Linked DNA regions of Mus musculus: region 2 is linked to region 1. The links are chromatin loops, found by intact Hi-C in ENCODE. Cell type or tissue: heart. All regions are shown on one strand.

Region 1 (5,000 bases):
TTAAACTGCTGATCCCCACCCACTCAGGATTTTCTAGCTGGTCTAGGCCTAGCTTTAGTTCCCCAATCGTGGCAGGGCCCAAGAAGTTGGGGAGCACTTGGAGAGTAAATCTTGAAAGATTTGAAGTTTGATAACAACCCACCAGGGAAAAGAGCTCGAAGTCGGTGGCATTTCACTAGTGGGTCCTCTCTGATATTCCCCACTCACCCCATGCCAAGGTACTCTTCGAGGAGTCCATGGTCTTTGAACTTGTTCCCACTTAATGCCTTTTCTTTCCTGGGTTCCATCTAACCAATATGCTCTATCCTCTTACTAACAATGGAAAACTGTGTCTCAAGATGGAATTGAGTGGGAACAGCCAGTTCTTACCTTTAATTCTTAAACTTGTAACTGCCACTTGATGGACAGGTGACTAGAAACAGCCTGTGACATCTCTGTTGTAATCACAAACTGTTACTTAGACTGTAAGTTTAGTACCTTTTATCTCCTGTGTGTGTTACCTTCTGAGGGGTAGGCACCACCGTGTCACCCACAACACTGGGCATACTATAACGCAGATGAGCATCCCTGACCAGTTACTGTTTGATCTGATGAGAGCTGGGAAGCAAACTTTTGAGGTAGCTGACCGCCGTCCTCCCCTCTCGCTTAGGCAGTTACTCCAGGTGCTTCACTGCCCAGTGCTGCCCCCCCCCCCCACAGGACCACCTCACCCTCTATCTTAACATCAAAAATTTGTATTACTTTCAACATCCCTCTGATCCTAAAGACAACTTCTTGTTCAGTTTCTTCCTTACCCAGAGTGTTAAACTAGCTAACCGGTTAACTAACCCTTGCTGACAAGCGTTCTGCAAGAGGCTTACAGGAGAACCTCAGGAGACAGATTTCCTTGAACCAGAGTCAGGTGGCAGCAATCCCCCTGCTTTTGTGATGGCCTGCCTAATGGAGTCAGGAGTCAAGTGATGGTCCTCACGTCCCAGCGGCTGATATGTGACTCCCTCCTCCTGGCTCCCACAGCACTTTGTATATACCTCTTATTGTAGCACATTGTATGTAGTTCTTTGATTGTGTTCATGTACGGTTTCCCTTCAACAGACTGTGAGCTCCTCCAGAGCAGGAGCTGTGTGCTAGTCAGTGATGTATCCCCAGCACCTAGCCACAGTGCCTGATACACAGTAGGTGCTCAATAAATGTTTATTGAAAGGCTGAAGGTGTTCAGATTCCAATTGTGGGACCTTCTGCCTTACCTGGGGGGCGGGCAGGAAGAGGACAAGTAGGTCATTCCATGCTCAGGAGCTAATAATCATGGTGGTTTTGTAATTTTGGTGTCATTTTTAAAGGTCGTGATGGGACGGTCTCATGTAGCCCAGGCTATGTGACCAAGCATGATCTCCCCCATTCTGAGATTACAGACATTCGTTGCCACACCCCTCCCATCCCCGCGCCTTATTTCGGGCTGAAGACTGAATCCAGGGCTTCCTGTATGCTGGATAGATACTCTATCAACTGAGCTACATCCCCAGCCTGGACCACAGCCCACCCATCATAACATTTCAGGCAGCTACTCCCTTTACCCACGTGTTTATCTATCATTGGGTTCGCCTGGCGCTTAGAGCTGCTTTCAACTTCAACTATGCTGTGTTGATAGGCGACTCCCAAACAACTGCCACTGCCTCCCTTCCAAGTGACTGCACTCAGCACTATATCCTTATCCCTCGGTGGGACTGAGGTAGAAATGTCACTCCCATCCTTGGACGGGAACAGTCAAATTTGTCTGCCGGTCATGAGCTTGCTGACTGCACTCAGAAAGGCAGTTACCTAGAGCTTTGAAGACTCTGGACCCAGGGTGAGCAAGCTCTTTGGGCTCCCAGTTGCAGCCAGCAGCCTCCAAGCGCTTCTGCCCTGTGCGCCGGGCATGGAAGCCAATATCCAGCAGGTGGCGCTGTGGAGCCGGAGATGGTGGGCCAGCCAGGCGGAGCCCGGGAGGGAGGGGCGGCCAGGGCGTGGCTCGCCGCTCCCAGAAGAGCAGACTAAGCGGGCGTCTTCCTGTCCCTTGGAAGTGTTCCCTGATTCTCAACTTCTGGGCGGCTTTGGTTTCCGCCGACAATCTCCCTGGCTTTGAAGCTTCAAACTTTCTCCTCGGTCCCCTTCCCTCTCCAAGAGTTCAGCAGTCCGCAGAATGTCGCCTTCCCATTGGCCAACCGTTCCCTGGCCCCGCCCCCCGCCCCCGTCTCTAGTACCTGTAGGTGAGCTAGTGGCGACTGGGCTCTCTGGCTCGCTGCGGGCTCCCTAAAGCCGCTAAAGCACGCTCCAGGCCATCGCCAACCTCTAGACAGGTCCTGGACCCGATGCTCCCTCTCCTTAGCCTGCCTTTAGCAACACTTTCACGCGCCACCGCTTTCTCCCTTGAAATGGGAGAATAATCGAGGCATCTGTTACAACCATTTGCCTGCACCTGGAGGAGACACACACACACACACACACACACACACACACACACCCCGAGCCTGGGAGGAGCACTCACCCAGCGGCCAGCCCTCCTGATAGTGGAAACTGCCACTGTAAGGGGGGACACAGGGCTAGGCCTGCTCCCCTTCTTAATCTACCAGGTCTGCCTGAACATTTGGCAGCTCTTCCCTACCCAACACAGCAAAAGAAAAGCTTCCGTGTCAGCCTTGATCTTTATAACCTGACAATAGTCTCCAGCTACTGTATGGGTCAAAGAACGCATAAGCATGAAATGTGAAAGTGCTGTTGACTCTTCTCTCTCCTCCAAGCCTCTACTCACATTGTGCCCTCATTCCAAACACCATTCCCTGGCATCTATTTATATTTAAGTATGCACCGCTCACTACCTCTCCCGTGCCATCTGCTCCAAGCATCCAGGTGCCCTTGCCCAGCCCTTTGAGCTCCCACGGCATTTGGGGCCTATCTGAATACTGTTAATCTCAACAGGGCTTCTGTAACCTCCTGACTTGTCTGACTTCTGAACCGCATTTCCTTTTTGTTCTTTTGAGACAAGGTCTCACCTATGTAGCCTGGGCTGACCTCAAGCCCCTGCCTCTGTTATTCAGAGAAGTAGAACTGTAGACATGCGTTATCACACCTTGCTTGTTTGGGTGCTGGGTCTTGCTGTATAACCCTGGCTGACCCAGCGTTCACAGGAACCATTCTGCCTCCCCCCCCCCATGTCCTTGGGACTATGGGTATGTGTCACCATGGATGCTTGCCTTCTGACTACAGGTTTCAACTAGAGGATAGACCTGAAAGTAGAAACACTATGGGGTGTTTGGGATGACCTTGTAATCAGGAAGTGGGGAGGGGAACAGCAGGAAGGCAGATTAATGCTGTACCTCCAAAAGGATGGTGTTTCCGTACCTGGGCAAACTCCAGTGGAAACACCTTGCTGAAGGATGGGTAAGGACTGCAGCTGAAGTTCAGACCTGGGGAATGTCCGGACTTTAAGAAGCCAGACACATCATTCTCCTGGCCTGCCCACTCAAGCCACAGTAAGAGGCCCAAAGATACAGCGCTTAAAGTTTATAGGATCCAGCCAGGCGTGGTGGCACACACCTTTAATCCCAGCACTCGGGAGGCAGAGGCAGGCTGATTTCTGAGTTCAAGGCCAGCCTGGTCTACAAAGTGAGTTCCAGGACAGCCAGGGCTATACAGAGAAACCCTGTCTCGAAAAACAAAACAAACAAAAAGTTTATAAGATCCAGAGCTTCACAAAGTCTCACCTCGAACAGATTCTGGGGCCTGCAAAGACCTTCTGCCACAGTTTGTCTTAAAGAGTAATCCTAAAACTAGGAACAGGTGTCTTGCCTTATAGTTACGTCATTAAGTGGCAGGTGGGGAATTCCACAGTATAGCCAGGTGGGTAGTGTCAGCCCAAAGAGGAGTCAGCAGATTATTTCTGACTGAATTGGGAGAATCCTAACATCCAGCAGCCAAAGGGTCCCTCTTCTACTCCTGTTACTCTAGTCCAAGAATGCCCCTTCTACATTTCCAAATCAAAGCAACCCCAAGTTGGACTATTTTTCCCTCAGGTGGGCAGGGGCCCTGGAACATGCCCCTTTCCAGACCAAAGCTCTAATTTGACTTGCTCCCCCCTCCCCTGCATCTCTAGGGACTACGTAACTCCCCCAAAAAGCCACAAATGGGAAAAGTGAGGACAGGAGACAAAGGCCCTGACACGGGTTTTTCAGTATGCAAGTGTTTTTGACTCCACAGCCAGTTGCTTAAAACGAAACATAAAGGGCAGCCAGAATACACACCGAAATGCAAAACAAAAAAGAAAAACAAAACAAAAGCAAACCAAAAAACCAGAAAACAAACCACACAGTATCATAATTTCCAACAAAACAAAATTGAAATCCACCCCCCCAACTTTATATATATATATATATATATGTATATCTATATATATAATTTTGTTGCCGTTAAAAAGGGAAAACAGTTGTTCAAAACCAATTGGGTAGGATGATGGGGCTGTCCTACAGAAGGGGACTCAGAAATTCCTCTGGGAACAAAACACACACACACAGTTAAAAGAAAGAACTCTCCTAAATGGGTCAGGAGCCCCCAGAGGACAGATTGTCCCATCCCCAAACTGGCTTTTTTTTTCCTTTTTTTTGTCTTTTTTTTTCTATTTTCTTCTTTGTTGTAGTTTAGCACCTGTACAATAAAACTGTACCATCTCCATCCAGAGCCAACCCCAGCAAGGCCCTCCTGCCTTTGGATGGTACATACTCTCTACAAGGATTGTTCGGAAAAATAGCAATCGGTAGAAAAATAAGAAGGGGGGGGGGAGACAATGCCATGGAGGGGTGGGGCCAGGGAAACAACCCAAGCTCCTCCTCCGTCCCTCTGGTACCAGATCTAACCAGGCATCCAAAGGCCTAGGAGCCACTCACTCATTCCCCGAGTTGATGTGGAGCCTAGTCAGTTCCGGGCCCTTTACAGATTCCAAAGGAGAGTTGGGGGGCAGGTGGAGGAGAGAG
Region 2 (5,000 bases), 120 kb after region 1:
GTGAGGGGGAGAAAAATCTTGGCTAGCATGGGGAAGGGGCTGGTGACAGTCTCCAACTGATGAATAATCAGGGGGCAGAAGAACTGGGCTGGGCCTTGGGGATAAGCCTTGCAATATCCCCTCTCTAGCTTGAAGAGGGAATTTGGTATTTCTTTCTTGGACAATAAGAACATCTGTGCCAAGGCAGAGGAGGAGGCCGGGCGATCCGAGGCATCTCTGCTGGAGTCTCTTGACACTGTCTGATTGTTACTGTTTCAGTTTCTGCTTGGATCAGTGACCGAGTCCATTTAGAGCAGGCTGGCTTGGGTGAAGACAGTGTAGGGCTGAGGAGGAACAGGGGACACAGAGCAACTAGGGAGGGGTGGGGTTTTGAGGTGGGCAGGGAGCTTTACTAGCCCGAAAGTGAGCAGGTTACAAATGAGCTGCTGCAAAGCTCAGGATGAATATACCCATAAATGGGAGGATGGAGTCTTTGCACTGTCCCCCACCCCTACCTTCCCAGCCCGCCGTAAGTGCTGCTGATGGAGTCCAGTCTGTTTGCAGGCTTCTTCAAATGACAGATTGGGGTTCAGCTCGACCTGGGGACAAGTAGATGAAGAGCTACAGGTTTGTTCCTTATATGGGACAGTTTGTTTCACAGTGAGAAAGTCCTGCCTACTTACTTTTTCTCGGTTTCCGTTGTAAACTGAAATGGATGATTTTATGTCTCCTTGCAAACCCACTCCCAGAAGTGGATAGTGCTAACACTTGTATTCAGTTGGTGACTAGAACTATATACCTGGCGCCACTAGCTCTGCTTTGGATTGCAGACGAGCTAAAGCAGCTTCCTTAGTTTCTCCCTCACTCAGGTGCAGTTCCGGAACAGTTCTGGAGACCCAGAGGCAGGCATTTGCCTCCTGCATAAGTACTTTCATCAGCTTTACACACCATTGCTTGTCCATCCCTTTGGGCACCATGCTGTGCCTGGCGCAAGCTAGTAATCCCCAACTGGTCCTGGCCCTTGCCAGTTTACAACCTTAAGTCACAAAGGCGGGCAGTTAACAAACACATCCAGTTATCTGCCAATCACAAGAGATCCATTGAGTGAGCTAGGGTGAGGAACAGGGACCTCCTTCAAAGAACTTCCAGTCTGCTGCGTAAATAAGGTTTTGGCAGAAGAGGTTCAGGGGAGAGATACCGCCAACGTCGGCATTATGGAACAGATATATTTTTTAGTTATTGGCCTGTGGCTTGGTTCTCTACTTAAGACACAACCCTCACCTGAGATGAAAGAGTTTAGTTCCAGGCCCTCCACCTGCAGACAGTTGATACAAAGCACTAGGCTGAGAAGTGCATGCCCCCTGTCTCCCTGGGTGGTCAGGGCTTATCACTTGTTTTCACTGATGGAGCCCGATGGACCATAACTAAACTACAGCCCCTGATGCTGGGAGGATTTTCGGTACAGCATCTCAACCTAGGCCCGCTGAGCGCGAGACCTCAGGTGGGAGCAGCCTACTGAATGCACAGGTTTTGGGTGAAGACTGAAGGAGGCTTTGGGTAAAGACATCCCTGGCATTCTGGTCGCAGTGTCTCCCCTGGGCGCGCCGGGCAGGCCAGAGGAGCCGCGCTCAGCAGGTCCCTATACTCTTCCGACGGGCACAAGGTCCCGGGCGGGTTCCGAGAGCCGGACTATGTAAAGGCGGCCAGGACTGGCCCAGTTTGGGTTTGTGCTCCTAGGGCTGTGGGTCCGATCGTGCGGTGCCCGCACCATTGCAAAGAAAGAGGCTTCCCCGAGGGCGGGTTGCACCGTGTCCCGGACCGGGCGACTTTGGGGCCTGGGCGAGGTAGCAAAGCAGGGCGGAGGGAGGAGTGCAAGTGTGGGGAGAACGCGCGGGAGCCCGAGCCCGCGGCCCGAAAAGGGTGGGTCTGGGATCTGCGGAGGTTGTGGCGGGAGGAGCGAACCAGGGAACGAGGGAGGTGGGCCCGGCTGGAGGGCCCCGAGCCACCGGGGATTGGCGGGGGGGGGGGGGGGGGCGGAGCGCCGAGGGTGGAGATGGGGCCGCGGGAGGGAGGGGAGCCGGCGGGGCGCGGCCAGGGGGCGGGGCGCCCGGACCTGGGGAAGATAAGAGCGTGCTCGCGGGGAGCGAGGGCGGGCGGGAGGGAGGGGCGGGGGACTTAGAGACCAAAGAGGAGACAAAAGGACCGGGTGTGTGGGAGGGGCATAGACAAGCGGGGGCTAGGGGAGGGGCGCCAGGGGACGACTCGCAGGGAGGGGTGTGTGAGTGTGTGTGTGGGGGGAATGGCGTGGGAGGGACTTAGAGTGGGACGTGAAGGGACAGCATAAGAGAGCGCGGGGGTACAGAGAAAGGGGGGGGGCAGGAGTGCTCCACCACGCTGGCCACGAAGGGGAGGGGACACCGTGAAGTGGAGGCCGCTGGGAGGAACGGCCACACACAGGGAGGGAGGTCCCGGGGATGGATGGACAGTCCGCTAGAAAGAGGGACCCGGAGGGGAAGGGTGTACAGACTCGGGGAGAAAGCCTTTCGAGAACCCAAGGGTGGAGGCTGATGGGCGTGTATCAAGCGCGGAGGGCTGGGATTGAAAGCTGCCCTTTGGGATGACCAAAAGACCAGTGGGGGCTGCAACAGACGGGACAGGGCTACTAAGGAGGGCGAAAACTGCTCAAGGGAAAGTGGAACCTAAGAGGGTTGTAGAAGGGTGGCGGGGGTGGCTTCGGGCTCGGCAGGAAGGCGCCACCACCGCCTTCTGCCCGTCCCCAATGTGCCCCGCCCCGTCCGGGGGCCCTAAGGGCAGCGGCCGGGCCATGGGGGAGCCGAGCCAGGGCGGTACCATTCGGAACGGGAGGGGGGGTTGGGGGAAGGGAGGAGCCAGGGGTCAGAACCCTGTTGGGGGCGGGAGGGGGGCGCCACACCCTGGGAAAAAGGCTTGGGCACATCCAGAGCCGACCAATCAGTAAGCAAAGCCGGGGTGGCGTCAAGGGGCAGCTTTGGCCAATAGGAAGGAAGAACACTTCGGAGGTTCGGAGGAAGAAAAGGAAAAAAAAAAAAAAAAGAGCCCCACGAAACAACAATTGAATCCGTTTGGGGGCTTGGAAAACGGGGAGTGGGCGTCGTTTATGTCATGTTCCAGCGTCTGCCCTCGCCTTCGAAGGATGGGGTGGCTTGCATCACTTTAGTGTTGTATGGCGCAAACATCGCGCAGAAGGGTCCCGAGAAAGTAGACCCGGAATTGTCCACTTATTGGTGCTTCGATTTGGGAACTGGTTTGCACAGAGATGGCAGCTTTGTGCTTAAGAGTGAAAGAATGTTGAGGTATCTTAAATGGAGGCAGGAGGAGGTAGAGGTTCCTCATTCCCCTTCACTGGCTACCGATTTAAGTGACAGCTAGCGGAGCGGATTATGGACAATCTCAAGCCAGTGCATAAGTTAAAAAATGTCCTTTGGGCATTGAACACTACTCATTATATTTATTTCCCTTGACAGCCAGTCCCAGGTACTTCCTGAGGACTATTGGTAAGAGCACACACAGTTACCACTCAGAAATTCTGGGAGAAAAAAAATTGTATGACTTTTGACTTCCAAGTTAGCCTAAGGTTCTAGTTCCTGATTCACCATGTAACATGGGACTTATCACATTCTCTGAAATCTTATCGTATGGAAATCAAGGTATTGGTAGGTAGGCAGCTGGAGGTCTAACCATTTTGGAATTCATTTGGAGAGTAGTAGCATGCCTGACAGAGGTCCAGATGGAATGGGTGGGTGGGTGGGGGGTTGTAAAGACCCAAAACCATGGTAGCAATAGGACCGGTGATCTAAAGGTCTAAAGCTGCAACCGTAGCATAGTGTGTCTCAGAGGGGTTCACACCTTCCAGCATATTCTGAGTTTGGATCTTGTGATAAGGTTCTGAGGGGTGAGTCTCCCCTAGAGAACACGAGGTGCAGCGTGGTTTAGGGCCTTGGGCATGCTAAGCACTAATGCTGCCACTGCATTACACCACCAGCCTGCCACCCATGGATACAAAAGTCCGCGTTAATGACCATATGGCTGAATCCTGCTTGAATCCCTGGTGAGGAACTGGCTGGGTGAGTTAGAAAGGAAACACGTTTACTTCTGAGATTGCATACGTGTCCCTGTAAAGTGAGGAAAAAGCCTGTCTTGTTACTATGAAGACATACAAAAAACCGATACTGCTCTTTCAGCTTTCTGTCGACATGCCTCCATGGCTCTACTTTTAGGGGTTGCTGGGGGGGGGGGGGGATCAAACCTGGGCCTTGTAGGTATATAGGCTGGTACACTTGTCATGTAAGAAAAAATCCTTTCTGGGGAGACACAAGTCTGCTCACCCCAGACAGGAAGCCCAAGAGAGACCCAAGTACAGATACCACCAAAGTTCAACTTGGTGAACCAATGAGTTTTATTGGGCTTGTGTACAGGAGCAAAATGACTGAAACCCAGCTGTATTACCAAAGCCTACCAAAGCACGGGTGGGTGACAGCTCACAATGCTGGGGACCTGGAGCACACTGCACTGCCAGAAAGCAGCTCAACATGCTGGAGAGAGTCCCTTCCAGGGGCCTTGGTGGGTCTAAACCTCTTCCAGGCAGCTGATCATCTAGCTTAAGTTAGTCTTTGCAGCTTGTCTCTCTCCATCTGTGGACTCTCAGCTTTTATCATTTGCTCTGGCTGGGGGATGGGGAGGGTGTGCTGAAGGGCTGAAATCAGTTTTAGGGAGTTCCTGAAGCTTTTCTGTGTTGTTGCCTTAATGTTTGGGGAACTTCCTGTAGGATAGAATGTTTATTTCTCAGAGGAAACCAAATTCCCCTCTGAGCTACATCTCCAAATGACACTGTGTACAGCAACCTGAACAAGCTGGAAAGCACACAGATGCAAAAAGCTAAGTTACAACTCCTCGGGGTTAGATCTCCCTTCAGCTTGGTTCTATGATCAATCAAGGGTAGGATCCAGCTGTGGTTTGTCCATGCTTCTAGATTCAGAGGTTAA

The links. Peaks named below come from ENCODE experiments on the same cell type or tissue, not always from the same donor. Only the 100,000 strongest peaks of a DNase experiment are listed, where the experiment ranks them.
Region 2: a loop joins it to region 1, with 2.6 times the contacts of the local background. A loop is called at or near these places in 13 of 42 quality-filtered maps.

What each region holds. Positions count from the first base shown.
Region 1 is chrX:48,407,253-48,412,252 of GRCm38, reverse strand. It overlaps Elf4 (E74-like factor 4 (ets domain transcription factor)), which reads left to right. Exons shown (of 9, transcript NM_001381876.1): 9 at 1-1,203. It also overlaps a transcript of Bcorl1 not described here. Among named protein-coding and RNA genes, the nearest start is that of Elf4, 45 kb to the left of the region's middle. In heart, a CTCF peak has its summit at 1,926 (motif pointing right); a DNase peak (open chromatin) is centred at 1,992; H3K4me3 peaks cover 927 bases; H3K27ac peaks cover 542 bases.
Region 2 is chrX:48,282,648-48,287,647 of GRCm38, reverse strand. 9530027J09Rik (RIKEN cDNA 9530027J09 gene) reads left to right here and starts at 2,222. Exons shown (of 4, transcript NR_045916.1): 1 at 2,222-2,253; 2 at 4,001-4,082. In heart, no CTCF peak of the experiment used is centred here; DNase peaks (open chromatin) are centred at 1,887, 2,347 and 2,867; H3K4me3 peaks cover 2,377 bases; H3K27ac peaks cover 1,994 bases; H3K27me3 peaks cover 1,848 bases.